Regions from separate parts of the Homo sapiens genome. Here all the other regions are linked to region 1. The links are chromatin contacts, found by Hi-C or POLR2A ChIA-PET in ENCODE. All regions are on one chromosome and are shown on one strand. The core of a region is the stretch at or near the end of the contact, and the rest is flanking DNA. Distances in the headings are between cores, read along the strand shown. Region 1 holds the start of DDX3X (DEAD-box helicase 3 X-linked). Region 2 has its middle 170 kb from the start of PINCR. Region 3 has its middle 18 kb from the start of MIR1587. Region 4 holds the start of BCOR (BCL6 corepressor). Region 5 has its middle 76 kb from the start of BCOR.

What was found. Hi-C counts contacts between places; a loop is a spot of excess contacts on that map. ChIA-PET counts read pairs that join two places held with the same protein, here RNA polymerase II (POLR2A). Pooled maps may share reads with other maps.
Region 2: a loop to region 1 is called in a pooled map, with 7 times the contacts of the local background. The contact joins the enhancer-like site here to the promoter of DDX3X in region 1. A Hi-C loop is called at or near these places in 1 of 37 single-sample maps with no recorded cell type and 2 of 50 pooled maps. POLR2A ChIA-PET finds 5 or more read pairs at or near these places in 1 of 52 experiments (AG04449).
Region 3: a loop to region 1 is called in a pooled map, with 14 times the contacts of the local background. The contact joins the enhancer-like site here to the promoter of DDX3X in region 1. A Hi-C loop is called at or near these places in 6 of 37 single-sample maps with no recorded cell type and 7 of 50 pooled maps.
Region 4: a map of naive thymus-derived CD4-positive, alpha-beta T cell shows a loop between it and region 1 (13-fold over the local background). The contact joins the promoter of BCOR here to the promoter of DDX3X in region 1. A Hi-C loop is called at or near these places in 1 of 168 maps with a recorded cell type or tissue (naive thymus-derived CD4-positive, alpha-beta T cell), 6 of 37 single-sample maps with no recorded cell type and 12 of 50 pooled maps.
Region 5: a map of CD8-positive, alpha-beta T cell shows a loop between it and region 1 (22-fold over the local background). The contact joins the enhancer-like site here to the promoter of DDX3X in region 1. A Hi-C loop is called at or near these places in 2 of 168 maps with a recorded cell type or tissue (CD8-positive, alpha-beta T cell and naive thymus-derived CD4-positive, alpha-beta T cell), 10 of 37 single-sample maps with no recorded cell type and 13 of 50 pooled maps.

The regions. Positions count from the first base shown.
Region 1 is chrX:41,332,830-41,335,623 of GRCh38, reverse strand. It overlaps DDX3X (DEAD-box helicase 3 X-linked), which reads right to left and starts at 1,462. Exons shown (of 17, transcript NM_001356.5): 1 at 1,327-1,462. The coding sequence starts at 1,371. RefSeq lists an enhancer at 1,832-2,061 and a silencer at 2,152-2,641.
Region 2 is chrX:43,001,618-43,004,411 of GRCh38, reverse strand. No RefSeq gene overlaps it. Among named protein-coding and RNA genes, the nearest start is that of PINCR, 170 kb to the left of the region's middle. Within about 2 kb of position 1,376, at least 2 of the 41 ENCODE cell types and tissues checked have a DNase peak (open chromatin) inside an H3K27ac peak, as active enhancers do.
Region 3 is chrX:39,854,412-39,857,205 of GRCh38, reverse strand. No RefSeq gene overlaps it. Among named protein-coding and RNA genes, the nearest start is that of MIR1587, 18 kb to the right of the region's middle. RefSeq lists enhancers at 1,379-1,458, 1,729-1,848. Within about 2 kb of position 1,350, at least 10 of the 41 ENCODE cell types and tissues checked have a DNase peak (open chromatin) inside an H3K27ac peak, as active enhancers do.
Region 4 is chrX:40,096,547-40,099,340 of GRCh38, reverse strand. BCOR (BCL6 corepressor) reads left to right here and starts at 1,383. Exons shown (of 15, transcript NM_001123385.2): 1 at 1,383-2,126. RefSeq lists silencers at 80-189, 890-1,059, 1,190-1,309, 1,330-1,559, 1,620-1,669 and 1 more.
Region 5 is chrX:40,172,402-40,175,195 of GRCh38, reverse strand. It overlaps a transcript of BCOR not described here. Among named protein-coding and RNA genes, the nearest start is that of BCOR, 76 kb to the right of the region's middle. RefSeq lists an enhancer at 251-300. Within about 2 kb of position 1,340, at least 31 of the 41 ENCODE cell types and tissues checked have a DNase peak (open chromatin) inside an H3K27ac peak, as active enhancers do; they include CD8-positive, alpha-beta T cell, where a contact is called at or near this core.

The DNA of each region.
Region 1 (2,794 bases), core at 213-2,712:
TGAAATCAACGCTCCCCTAATCACAGTAGACAGTAGTTTATTTAAAAGCTCCGCATAACCCACACAAGAGCTTATCTGAAGCCTGGTGCCACTGTTGCGGTGGGATGCAGACTTCCTGCCACCAAAGTCCATAACCTTCTCCTCTCAAATCACACATCTTTCTCTCCTCTGCCCCTAAACCCTTAGAAGAGGGGATTCTGGCTAAGAGAAAAAACCCGGGGGCCTGGGACCCATTGCAAGATTCTACTCCACAGATAGCAACAAGTCAACAACAAAACTGTTTACTTCCCCCCTAAGCCGGGTGTTTTTCCAATGGCGGATTCCTGGATCACAGTCACTAACACGAAGACACTACCACAACCCGCGATGACCCCTCCACCCCAGAAAAACAACGCGGGACTCCCGGCTAACATACCACACAGGGACAATCTGGGGCAAGCAAGGAGGAGAAAGGGCCTCGCTGGCTCCCTAACCTCCCCGCCACGTCCAACCTCTATCTCCAGGGCCCAGCGCGCAGCGGCCAATTCCTGCCTCCCCTCCCCGCCCCCACCCCTCCCCCACTCCTCCCCAATCTTCTGCGTCACAAAACTTTCCACTCCGGAAACGCAGCCTCCCCGGCTGCGGCGCAGGGCCCCCGGACCCTGCGGAACCTGGGCTGAAGCGAAAAAGCCAGCGGAAGGAACCCGGGAAAAAACAAGAAACCCATTCCATCCTCCTTTCCAGGCCTTCGCCCGCCCGAGACCCGCCGTCTCCCGGAGGTGAGCCACAGCGCCGCCCAGCACCACACAAAAGAGGCCGCCGCCATTACCCCGAGCGAAGGCCGCCCCCTCCCACATTCCTGGGCCGCGTTCTACCCCTTGCTCGCAGGCACGCAAACACCGGGTGCCGCCAGGTCCTCCGGACGGGAATCCAGGCTGCGCCAGCCGTGAAGGCCGAAGCCCTCCAAGCCAAAAGGGCCTCCAGTCGCGTCCCGCCGCGCTGCGCACTCCCGCAAACCCCCCCAGGTCACTAATCAGTCGGGATTCGCGCATGCGCGTCCCCGCGAGAGCGCGCGCACTTCCTCCCCCTCCGCCCGCCTGCGCACGCACACACAAAAGCCGCCATTGTGCTCGTCCCGGGGACAATACAGCGGGCCGAGACCGGGCCCGGGCGACAGCCCCAACCAACATTCCTATCCCTCTATAGCCCCGGGGCACTCACACCCGCCAGCCCGGGGCACCCAGAAAATGAAAAGTAAGGGTGCCGGTTAGCGCTGCGCCATTAGCCAGGTTAGGTCAGGGGAGGAATTCACGCAGCAGCCAGCCCGGTGGGGTTCTTGCGGCTCACCTGCTGGTCCAGCCCGAGCGCATTTTCCACTGCCACATGACTCATCCCTGAAGAGTACCGAGAACTCGGAGTCTTCCGCTGCTAAGCGAGTGTTTGTTCCACCGCGAAGGCCCTCTCACGGGAGAACTGCGGCTCTGGAGCGCACCGCGCGGCCACGGATCTAATATACCCGCTGGAAAGCCGGCTACGTCAGCACGTACAACGTGTGCCCTCCCTCTCACACCGCAATTCCCTGTCGCGGCGACTTCTGCCCGGCTACTGCGCGCTCCCTCAGGTCTAAGCTCAAGGGATTTCCTACTTAGTCCTGTCGCCCCTAGCAGTCCTGCCTTGGAGCTTAGGGTGCGAAATGCTGTCCCAGTTCTCTCGAGCTACACTTCCCGTGCTCTCCGCTAAAACCCTAGTCTCAGCCTCGGAGTTCTCGAGATCTCGCGAGAACTTGCGTCTCCCGCTTTCCACCGGCTAAGACGCCTGAAAATGTTAACCTAGGCCTCTTCGCCCCCCTTTCCAACCTTACGCATTCGCTCCCCTTTCCAACTCTATGCACTCAGCTTTCGTTTTTCGTTTTTTTTGTTTTTGTTTTTTTTTTCCTAACACTGGCCTTCACTCTTCTTCCTCTCTCAGTTCCCGGGCTTGGAGATGTGGTGGGATTTCTCCGGTCTAATCTGCCCTCGCTCTTCCGCGGGTAGCCTCCCCTTAGTGGGAGCTAGGCAGATTCCCGAAACTGAGAGGGCGGCAGGCCACGTGACCGTAGGTGTCGCGTGCGGTGGCCATTTTGTGAAGCAGGAAACGGTGGCTTGAATATAGAGTGCTCCGGACGGGGGAGGGGAGGGGAAGAGGAGGAGAGAACAGAGGGAAGGGGAGGAGAGGGAGGGAAAAGAGGGGAGCGGAGTAAGGGGAAAGGAGGAGGGAGGAGGGTAGGATGGTGACCGGGGCGGGAGTCGGGGGGAAATGGAGGGGAGCCGGCGGCGCGCGCAGGTGGCCGGACACCTTCCTGCGCGGTTGCCTAGGCAGCGGGGGCGCCGCCTAGAAACACACAATGGCCCCTCCTGGCCAACCCCCCGACGTGTGCGCGCGCGCCTCCGCCCCCGCCCCCCGCGGTGAGGGAACAATGAGACAGACACGCGCTGATCCGGAACCGCCGCTGGCGCGCCCTCCCGGGACCCCGGCTCTCCGCAGGAATGCGGGCTACATTTGCCCCTAGTTTCCTCCCGCGGGGCGCCCAGCGGCTTAGGGCCGGTGACCACCGGCGTTGCGGGGACCCCGCGGGTGGCGAACGGCTCTTCTAGGGCCCAAGGGTGTCGGGAATGTTTGTAGCCGGTGCAACCTGGGCCTGCCGGAGGGGCTGCAGCGGGGTTACCGGCCTGGGCTCGGGGTGACTCTCAGGCCGCTGCGGTGGATGAGGAACAGGAGGAACCGGGTTTCTACCGTCGGTGGAACCTCTTCCTGTGGTTCCCTCCTAGGCAGGCCA
Region 2 (2,794 bases), core at 127-2,626, 1.7 Mb before region 1:
TTTGGGAGCAGGTACAACTAGTCAGCATCACGTGCAACTAGAATCTCAAATACCAACTTACTCTGGGATATCTGCGATTCAGGTGTTGTTTCTGCATATCTTGAAAAAATTTTCAGTGTTATATTGTCTTTCTGAGCAATAATATTTATATGCTGTAATAAAAAATCCAGTAAAACTCCAAATATGACTTTCTGTTCACTACTAGATATATATATTTAGAGCATTTTAAGAGGTTTCTCTTCTAAAAATGAAAGTGACACTGTGATAACTGTAGGCCTTAGACCTTAGGAGACATTGCAACTTCTATGATTGCTCTCCCTGAATGCTGCAATGAGACTGTCACATAAGGAAGTTTATCTATCCTATTTAAGGATGAGAACCACAGAGCCCCAGCTGATGATTAGAATCAACTGCCAGACATGTGAGTGGGGATCTTGGGCCTTGCAGCCCAACTGATGCTCCAGCTGACAACGGTTGTATGAGTGAGCTCAGGTGAAACTAACAAAGGGATTTCCCTGTAAACTTACACACAACGGTGAGACATAATATTTTGTTGTTATTTAAAATTACTAATTTTAAATAATTTTTCAGGTGTCTCATTATGCAGCAATAGATAAGTGATAGAAGCAGAAATATTACTTGAGGCCGAGCATGGTGGTTTATGCCTGTAATCCCAGCACTTTTGGAGGCTGAGGCAGGAGGATTGCTTGAGCCCAGGAATTCAAGACCAGCTTGGGCAACATAGTGAGACGCAGTCTCTACAAATAATACAAAAAGTAGCTGGGACTGATGGTGTGCACCTGTGGTCCCAGCTACTTGGGAGGCAGAGGCAGGAAGATTGCTTGAGCCCAGGAGGCGGAGGCTGTAGTGAGCCATGATCATGCCACTGTACTCCAGCCGGGGCAACAGAGAGAGATCTTGTCTCTAAAAAAAAAAAAAAAAAAAAAGAAAGAAAAAAGAAAGAAAGAAATACTATTTGCCCAAGTCAGAGTATTATTATTTTCAGCATTTTCGTGACAAGCAGGTACAAGTTGTCCCTGTTCAGCTAAGTCACATGGCTTGGTAGGCAAAATCAGCTGCAATTCTGCAAACATAGTAACTGTGGTATAGTTTTTGTTCAGTGAAGACAAATTACCTATTTTATTATCTAAATTTTAAACCCTTTAATATGCTTTCCCAAAAGTTGTCTGAAAATTTTTTTAAAAATCACGAAAGAAAACTAGTGGAAAGCATGACCTAAAAAATGCAATGATTTTCTCAACCTGAAACCAGAAAAATAGAACATTCAAGTATTGAATGAGACATTTTAGTTCAAACTTTGAGGAAGTGACATTTCAGCATAGAACTGAAAGCAGTGAGGGAGTTTGCTGTGCAGTCATCTGGAAGAAGTGGACCAGGCAGAGGGAATAGGAAGCTCGTGCAAAGGCCCCAGTTCAGGAATGCAGTTGTCACGTTCTTAGTATGATTAACTTTTGATAACTATTTATAGTGAGAACAGTGTAGAATAACACAATTGAAAATAAGCTAAACTTTATGAAATTCTTTATTTTCAACATAAAGCGGGATACAAAGTTGACTAATAGAAAAGCAACTTCTGTCTCACTTTCAATAAAAAAAAACTAAAGGACATTGGCTTTAAGTATTTGCTAGCTCAAAATCTGGTTGTAATCTATGTCTCTACATCATTGCCTGGCTCTAATCTCCACCCTTATGACCAACCCAGGTGTCTGGGAGTCTAGTCCAAGTTTCTTGTTCTGAGCCCCTGTAAGTTTAGAAGCAGGCACAACTAGTAAACATCACATGCCACTGGAATCTGAAATGCCAACTTATTTTGGGTGTTCTGGGATTCAGGGGTTGTTTCTGCATTCCCTGAGAAAAATGCTCAGAGTGTTACATTGTCTTTCTAAAAAATAATATTTGTGTGCTAATAAAAAATCCTCCTGAAGTCTAAATATGACTTCTTGTTCACTACTAGATGTACATTTATGGCATTTTAAGAGGTTTCTCTTCTAATTTTTTTCTCTTCATAAAAAAGTATCAAATTTATTTTAATATGTAGTTTCATTTTAAAATTAGAGCTGTTGGACAATTGTTTGTAACTTAAAATTAATTATCAGAGGTGCATAAAACATTAACCAGTTATTAAATACTGACAGTGGATAAAATTACTGGACCAAGTATTTATAAATGCCAGGTTTAATAGTAAGAAGCTCCAGTTACACTACTTAGCTAAAAGAAACATGCTTTAGGCCAGGCGCGGTGGCTCACACCTATAATCCCAGCACTTTGGGAGGCTGAGGCAGGTGGATCACGAGGTCAAGAGATCGAGACCATCCTGGCCAACATGGTGAAACCCCGCCTCTACAAAAAATACAAAAATTAGCTGGGCATGTTGGCGCATGCCTGTAGTCCCAGCTACTCGGGAGGCTTAGACAGGGGAATCACTTGAACCTGGGAGGCGGAGGTTGCAGTGAGCTGAGATTGTGCCACTGCACTCCAGCCTGGTGACAGATCGATATTCTGTCTCAAAAAAAAAAAAAAAAAGAAAGCATGCTTTAGCTCTTCTAGTAATTGCACATTTTTATTTTTAAATAATTTATTCTTACCCAATTACTACCATGCCCAATGAAATTTTCCAAATTTTAAGACGTTCTTTACTACTTATGAAGTATGACTTAACTGTTAACTCTTTGAGAGTTCTTTGAGAGTTCTTGAAACATCATTTGAAGTCTTAAGTCTCACCTTGAACCTATTCGATCAAAAAATATTGAACATTACTACCACATAAATTAAA
Region 3 (2,794 bases), core at 101-2,600, 1.5 Mb after region 1:
CATGCATGCACATGAACACGCCACACACGTGCACACACACACCCTTCTCCCCCTCCCCCCAGGTGTCAGTGAGCAGAGTGTGTGTGACATTGTGTGTCTGTCTCTGGGATACAGTTTCTCTCTCTTGGTGTGAATTGCCTGTCTCGTCTGCATTTCTCATTCTGTTTCTCATCTCCCTACTTTCCTTTGCCTCTCTCTGCTGTTTGCATATGTGAGGGAAAGAGCTGCTTCATTTGTGAAGTGGCCTTATTCCATGGCCTCATTATGCAATCACACAGCATGGAGCTCTCTTGGGGGTTAAGTGGGGAAGGCAGAAGACAGGGCCAGGGAGAATTCATCATCTTTCCCCCGGAAAGCTGTGCATTTTCAGAAGATATAAGGGACAAGTTTGGGGTTCACAGACCCTCAGGGGCTTTTGTGCGTCACCTGGACCTTCTGTGATCGGTACATGGAGCTGCAGCTGGCCACTGGCATTGTCTGGAGAGCAGCCCTGGCCTCTCTCAGCCTTGAACCAGGAAGCAGGCTTTATTTGTCAGGAGAGGGCATAGCCAGGATTTCCTGAAGGTTCTGGCCTCCAGCCTGCAACCCGGCACTGTCCAATAGAAATATAATGCAAGCCACAAATGTGAGCCACATATGTATTAATAATTTTAATGTTCGAGAAGCCACATTAAAAAGGTAAAAAGGAACAGGTGAAATTGACTTAATCATATATTTTGATCAACCCGATGTATCTAAAATATTATCATTTCAATATGAAACCAGGAAAAAATTATTGACAAGGTATTTGACATTCTTTTCTTGAAACTAAATCTTCAAAGTCTGGTGTGCATTCTATGCTGACAGAGGATCTCAATTTGGCCGGGCCACATTTCAAGTGTTCAGTAGAAACATGTGGCTAGTGGCCCCTGTCCTGGACAGCACAGGCCCAGCCTACCAAGCCTGAGGTCTGGAAGTTCTGTTTCGGCTGTCTAAATGGCAGCAATACAAGCGCGTCCTCAGTGTGTATGTCTGATGGGAAGACGACGAGGTGATGTGCGGGAAGTTCACTGAGCCATTATTCTCCCATTACCATCATTAGCAGTAATCATCATGAATGCACTGGCATGGCCCACGTCCGGCCCTGTTGCTGCTTGCTTCCAGTTCACGCGGCATTCTGTGCCGGGGAATTGCTGACCCAGATTCTGTTTTGCTGGGGGGGCAGAGGGAGCTGAGGGTGCAGTTTCCAGGTGCTCTAGGCCTGCCTCCCAGCTGAGACCCCACCTACTAGGTGTGTGCTCCTCCCCTTTCTTTAGGTACCAGGCACCCCTCCAGCTTCTATATATAGCACTCTGTGGCGACAGCTGGCTATCTGATGACTCATCAGTCACCGTGGGCGTCTCCGGATGGAACCCTGAACATTTATTCAGAGGGTGCTTTTGCCAGTTTCTGAACGACTCCTAGTAAGTCCTGCCTTTTGGGGATTGTTTTAACCCCATGGAGATTGGGGGTTTGAAGACTCAGTGGGTTCCTGTCTGAAGGCCTCTGGGGGCTTAAAAAGTCCAGTGGGGCTTTGGGGAACTGGCTCCAGGTAAGCCTGTGAACGCAGAGGAATGCATTCTCAAACTGAGGGCTTGAGTGGTCTCTCCTTGGTCATCTGTCCATCTAAGTACCTGGCTGGCCCCAGATTGCCCCTGGAAGTGGGGCTTGGGAGATGTTAGCTCCTTTCAGGAGCTGCAGGGCTCCTCCCATGTATTTTCTGTGGGGCATCAAAGACCCAGGGCTGGCTTTGGAGCTGGGTTTAATGTAGGCTGCTCTGCTCACCAACTCCACCATCCTGGGCAAGTCCCTTCTGCTCTCTGGGTTTCCGTTTCCTCCTCTGTGCAATGCAGTCAATACCATTGTGGCCGTCTGGTTCTGAGGGTTGGAGGAGGTGCCGTCTGTAACAACTGTTATTACTGTGCAGCCCAGGGGCCCCATCACTTCGGTTTTCTCAGAAGCAGCTTCTGAGACGCGGATTCGTGTGGAAGCAATTTATTAAGGAAGTGCTCCCAAGAAACACGGAAGGGTATGGAAGGGCAGGACCAAGAAGGGGAGGAAGCCAGTTTCAGACAAAGTCCCTCTGCAGAAGGGTCTTAGTCCATCCAGGCTGCTGTAACACGGTACCACACGCGGGGGGGCTGATAAACCACAGACACGTACTTCTCATGGTTCTGGAGGCTGAGAGGCCGAGATCAGGGTACCAGCACGGTCGGGTTTGGGGGAGGGCCCTCTTCTGGGCTGTAGATTGCCAACTTTTCCTTGTGCCCTCACATGGCAGAGACAGGGAGAGAGAGCTCTCTGGGGTCGCTTTTTATAAGGGCACTGACCCCCTTCATGAGGGCTCCATCCTCATGACCTCATGACCTCCCAAAGGAGGAGCTCTGGAGGGCAAGTGTCAACTCAGAGCCTGTCCTGACTCCAGGCAAGAGCACTGTACCTGCATGCTCCCTTGCACCAGCTAGGAGCTACCGTGAGTGTGGGGATTGAAACTCCTGGGTACTTCTGGCTCTGAGGGGGATGTGCCCCGGGCGGGCCTGCAAAGAGTCCCAGGCACAGGCTGTGGGAATTAGGAGAGGGGAAGCTATATGGGGTGGGGGAAGGAGCCCGAGGGGATGTGGGTGAAGCATCTAGAGTGTCCCCACCACCCCTTTGCTTATCTGTCCTCCCACCAGAGGGGGCCAGGCCAGCACCCCTGTATGGATGGGACTGGGGCCGGGGAAGGAGGCTGGAGTCAGGAGGAGAGGCACCACCCAGGCCTTACTCTTCATATGGG
Region 4 (2,794 bases), core at 134-2,633, 1.2 Mb after region 1:
CTCCTACCCCTTCCCGCCAGCTTCACCAACTAGGGCTTCTCGGCTCGCCCTTGAGGCTTTGCGCTCCGGGGAGGCCGGAACCTCGCTTCTCCGCTTCCCCCTCCCTCCCGCCTGCCCCCGCCCTCCCCCCGCGCCCAGAGCCGCGCCGGGTGCGCTGGAGAAGCTCAATACGTGTCAATTGAATTGAACTGCTGCGGGCGCAGGCTGTACGCCGCCGCCAAGCACCGATCAGCACGACGTTACCGAGTGGAAATTTATGGGGCGAACGGTGTAAGCCAAAAGTTGCTCCCTGTCAAGGAAAATAAAACGCGGGAGATAATCTCCCAACGCCGGGGCGAGGGGCCTGGGCAGCCCCTCCAACCATCAGAGGTACAGACCGTGAAAATGCTCGAGAACCGGGAGAAATACAGGCGGATCTCCGCTCGCCGACCGCCCCCCACACGCCTCCCGGTGCCTCCACGGGCTGCTCCCCCCTTCCCCCACCTCCAAACAATTCCCACACAATTGAAACGTCCGGGGAACTCGGGCGCGGAGTTCAGGCGGAACGGCCACCGTTGCCTGGGGTGGTGTTTTCAGGTAGCTTTTAACACCGAAATGGGAAAGGGCTCCTCTGGGAGGAAGGGGCAAACTGGGGTGGGGGTGAGCACGGGAGCACACAGGCCACGCTCCGCTGGGTCTCGGAGGGGACGAGGCCGGGAGAGCGCAGCGCTGGTGGCAAGAGGCGGCGGCAGCGGCTGCTGCCGCTGGGGTTTGACAGCTTTGGCTGAGCGGAGTGCGAGGCGCTTTATGGTAATTGCGGTCCTCCACTGGCCTTCTGGGTAGCGAGGGGAGTCTCGGCGCGCGGCTGGGAGAGCCGCCCCCGCCGCCCCCATCCCTTCGGCTCTGGCTCTGCCGGCAGCCCTCGCCGCCGCCGCCGCCCAAGTCGGTCTCCGGCTCGCCCAGGACGTGCGCCCGGGTCGGGCGTGCGCAGCCAACTCGGCCCGAGCTGGGGAGGGGAGGCCGGGGGACGAGGAGGGGGGGCGCCACCCAAGTGGTCCGGGGTTCGGATCCAGAGAGGCCAAAACGTGCCGGGCCGTGCATCGATGACGGCCGGGGAAACTCGGGCAAACCTTTCCTGGGGAATCACCCCTCCCGAAACCCCGCCGCGGAGGCGCCGCAGCGGAGGGTGAGCGGAGACTGGCGGAGCTCAAACTTGCGAGAGCTGGAGGCGGCGGCGGGCGGGCGGCTGTCGCCCGAGCGCTGCGCCTGCGGGGGGAGGGGAGGCGGCTGTTGGGAGGGAGGGAGGTAGGGCGGGCGGGAGGGAGGACGGGCGGAGGGAGGGGGAGGAGGAAGAGGAGGGAACCAGGGAGGGGGGACGCGTTGGGATCGCGGCGTGCGGCGGCAGACGGAGCCTGGGCTCCCAGCGGCAAGGTGAGGCAGAGCTGCGCTCCTCGCTGAACGCGGGCCGAGCTCGGCGGCTGCGGGGGAGACGCGCAGGAGCCCAGACCGCGACCGAGAGCGGGAGCTAGGCGGGCGGCGGCGGCGGAGGGGGAGCCCGCGAGCCGCCGGGCGGAGAGCCCAAGCCGCGCTGTCGCCGCGCAGGGACGACTTGGCCAACACTCACACACACTCACACACACCCAGCCCGAGCGGGCGCTCGCGGCGAACCGTCAACATGGCGCTGGGGCTCCTGCCCGAGCGCGGGCGGCGGCGGCAGCGCGGGAGCTGCTGAGCTCGGCCAAGCCCAGTCCAGCTGCGGGAGCCCGGAGGATCGCACGGGGCTGTCGCCACCTGCCCGGAGGCCCCGAGCCCGCCCCGCCCCGCCCCCACCCGGCCCAGAGCCCACCCCTCGGCGGGGCCGACCCCGAGGGCAGCCGGCTGCCAGCAGACGGCGAGGGAGTCGAGTGAGCGCGGCGCCGCGAGCGGGCTGCGGGCAGCCGGGGACCGCAAACTTTGCTGCTCGCCGCGCTTCTCCGGCCCGGCTCCTTCTCCGCTCGTTAACGTCGCCAACCCCCCCCACCCCTCATATCTCTCTCCACCCACCCAACCGCCCCCCGCTCCTTCTCGCCGCCTCGAGTCCGCTTGGGGGAAAACTTCAAAGAGCCGGATCGCAGGCTCCCTGCCTACTCCCCCACCGGGGATTTCAGGTCAGTGCCCGGAACACCTTTCCCCCGGGAGACCGCGGACGGGTGGGCGGGCGGGCGCGCTGAGGGCTGCAGTCGGCCCCCTCTCCCGGGGCCCCCTCCCGCAGCGTACCCCGCGAAGCTTTTGCCTCGCGCTTCCCTTTGGCTGCTTGGCTCGCTTTCGTTTTTATTTCATAGCTATGTTATTTAAAATGCAGCCAACCTAAGCGGCCCCGCGTGGGCACCAGGGAGGGAGGGGGCGCGGCTGGGGGCCTGGCGCCTCCCGGTGGGCCAGGAGGAGAGCAGGGAGTTCGCAGAGTGGAAGTTTGCAGCCTGTGTGTGTCTGTGCGCGGGAGCGCGGTCGCCGCTGAGCGCCGCGAGTCGGGCGGAGGGGGGGGAGGTGGGCTGGAAGCTGGGAAGCTGGGTTCGGCGTTAGCTCGCGAGCAGGAAGGGGAGGGCAGCGGGTTGCCGTCTGCTTTCTTTTTCGACTCGGGAAAGAACTGTAAAAACCCCCAGCCGCCGCCACCGCCGCCTCGTCTCGCCTCTCCGGGGGCCGGTCGTTCCTCCAAGTGGAACGTCGGCGTGTGCGTGCGCGAGGGTGTGTGGCGAGTGCCTCGGGCCGAGCCGAGCTCGACCTGCCGCCGCTGCCGCGCAACTCGGGAGGGGAGTCCCGTTTTTTCTTGGCTTGCCCC
Region 5 (2,794 bases), core at 91-2,590, 1.2 Mb after region 1:
GCCCCTCGGAGGAGAGCCCCCGCCCCACCCCACCCCCAGCCCGATCCCGACCGATGGAAAAAATGACAGTATAGGTCAGAACAGGCTGCCCGCGAGTATTAATATGGACGGCCTCCGTTCCTGGTGCTTGGGGAGGATGGGCGCTTCGCCAGGAAACCGCCGAAGGAGGCGCCATGAGGGCCGCCTGCCCCTTCTCGGGCTAGAAAACGTGGATTCTCAGAGGGACCAGACAAATGTGGTCAGATAGCTGCAGGAACTTACCCCATCTAAATACAGGTTGCCCGTGTATATTCCAACCAAGATCATTTTTGTTTCAATCTAATACACGTTGAATCAATTAGAAATACTGTGAGAAACTGTGGTCAAACGGTAGATAGGAAACTTGCTCTTTGCCTAACATTAAATGTATGCTCAGGAGGTGCGGGGCTGAGCACTATCGGCGCAGCCAGTCTGTGTCCTAAGAAGACAGGGTCCCCTTTGCGTTCCACCTTCCAGGACCTTAATAGAACGCGAAGAGAGGAATTATTTTAGTTGTAGTTTCTATTAGAGGGTTGCTTACTCCTTGCAAACTCCCGCCTGGGGTTGTCGGTAGTTAGTAGTAGATGGTTCTGCGTTTTGGCTTTTACAGTCCACGTTTTTCTCTTGGCTTTTTCTTTTCCTGCGTACACGCTGCTGGGTACGGGGAGGGGGCTGCCCAGACGTGTGCTGCCGCCGCCCTCGGGCTCTTTCTTGCGCACCACGCGGCCTCGGAGGAGGGGAAATGTGAACTCTCCGGGTGGCGCTCGAGAACTGGAATTCTGATTTAGGGCTGCGGGTTTGTTCCGGAGGCTGGCTGGGAGCGTCTTGTAGGGGCCGGAGGCTGTGAAGGGGAAGCCCCAGAGGTGACCCTGAGGCCTCAGAAGCAAACCTGGAGGCGCCCGTGTTCTTTGTCTTTCTCGGGGCTGGCAGCTTGGCACGCACAGTTCCGATAAGGATCTACTGAGAGCTAGAGCGCACTGCCAGCACATTTCAGTGATTAGGCAAACGCCGGTAGCCACTTAAGGCAAAGGCCATTTGCGTTGTGTTTGAAAAGGAAAAGGCAGCCTCACCTAATGAATTATGGGTGACCCTGGAGAGGCCAAGCAGGGGAGGCCGAGGCCTCCCTAGGCTCTTATTTGCCGCAACTCCTCCCCTTTTTGCCAGAGTCGCCATTTCAAAGGTAATGGGAAGCCTTTTGAAATTAGAAGTCTGACCGATTCTGTCTACAGAAGTGGTATTTGCATCTGTGCACCAGTAAAATGTGGCCCGCCAGCGGCCCAGGGACAAGGCCTGCCATACGCCAGCCCTGCACCAGTGTTAGACCAAAGTACATCCCAGAGGACATGGCTTTTGGCCAACTCCTCCGAGAACTGATTTAAAGAGGTGGCCTTCAGCCATCAAAAAAGGTGTCCTGGAAGAGTAGGCTGGAGGTCCTGGAAACCAGCGCTCTTCCCCAGGGCTGCAGGGAGAGAGTGGGTAATGGTGCCTGAGCCCTGACGGAACTTGCTATTAATCCAGTCTAAATGAGCACCATTAAAAAGGACTCTCCCTCCTATCCACCACCACACACACACAAGCCTTTATGGGACGGTCTAGTGGAGACCTAGACAGTTTGAGGGCATTTGGCCTTCACTTTTCAGTGGCCATACAATAGTGCCCTTTCCACCCTGCCAAGACCACTGGCTCCATGTAAACTTCCAGGAACTTTAACCCGGAACTTTGTACTCCCTACCCATCCAAAGGGAGTGCCAGATCATAGTAACAAACACACGTAGCATTGTACTGGAGGCAGCGTTCTAAGCACCTTATGTATGGAGGCATGTTATCCTCAGAACAACCCTACGAGGTAGATAATAGTATTGGTCTTATTTTACAGATGAGGACTCCGAGGTTTCGAACTGTTAAGCGGTTTGCCCAAAGCCGCACAGCTTGGGATAATAGGGCCTGGATTGACCAGAGGGAGAGATAGGGCCTGGATTGACCAGAGAGAGAAATAGGGCTGTGTTGCCTCTCTAGCGTTTTGTAATGAAAGTGATCTGTTTGGGGGTTGTTTCGAGAGGACTGCCTGGACCCCAACCTTCCAAAGGAAAATATGAAGAGACTAGAAGGCCCAACATTTGGCCTTTATTTTGCAAAAGAAAGTTCTGGAGAGTCGTACAGAGGCATCTTACTGTGGCTCCTCCGCGGCAAGGAAGGGGTCAGGGAAGGCAATGCAAAGGCCCCCCTGGCCCACCTAGCTGCATAGCATCCGGCGGTCACGTCCGCCGGAGGTGACTGGGGACTGGGGACAGCCGATTGCCGAGGAACTCCTTATCGCCCAGTGTCAGTGCTCCCGGGTGCCGGAGCTAAACGTCCGCCTGCGGGGGCGGCTAGTTCACACCAGTCCCCTGGCTCCCGACGCGCCCCCGGGCTTCTCCCGCGGAGCTGGCTAGATGCCCGGCGGCGGCTCCGAAGCTCCGGGCTCCCCGCCGCTTGTCCCGCCAGCCCGAGGCATGGAGCCCCACGGCCCAGGACTGGAGAGCCCAGTTCGTCAGTCCAGGTTGGGACTGCTGGTTCCGGGTTGCTCACGATCACTCTCCCCTCAACACCCGTCCGGCCAGGGCGCGCGCGCAGACACATAAACACACACGGCTTCCAAGCGCGCAGCCCGCCTCCCGGGCCTCCGCTTTTCCTTCCTCCTCCCCGCTCGGGCGCTTCGGAAGCCCGTGGCGGTTGTGTGCTGCGCCAGGGAAGAGTCCGGGTCGGGGAGACCGCGCTGCCCTCTTTCCCCCCAAGG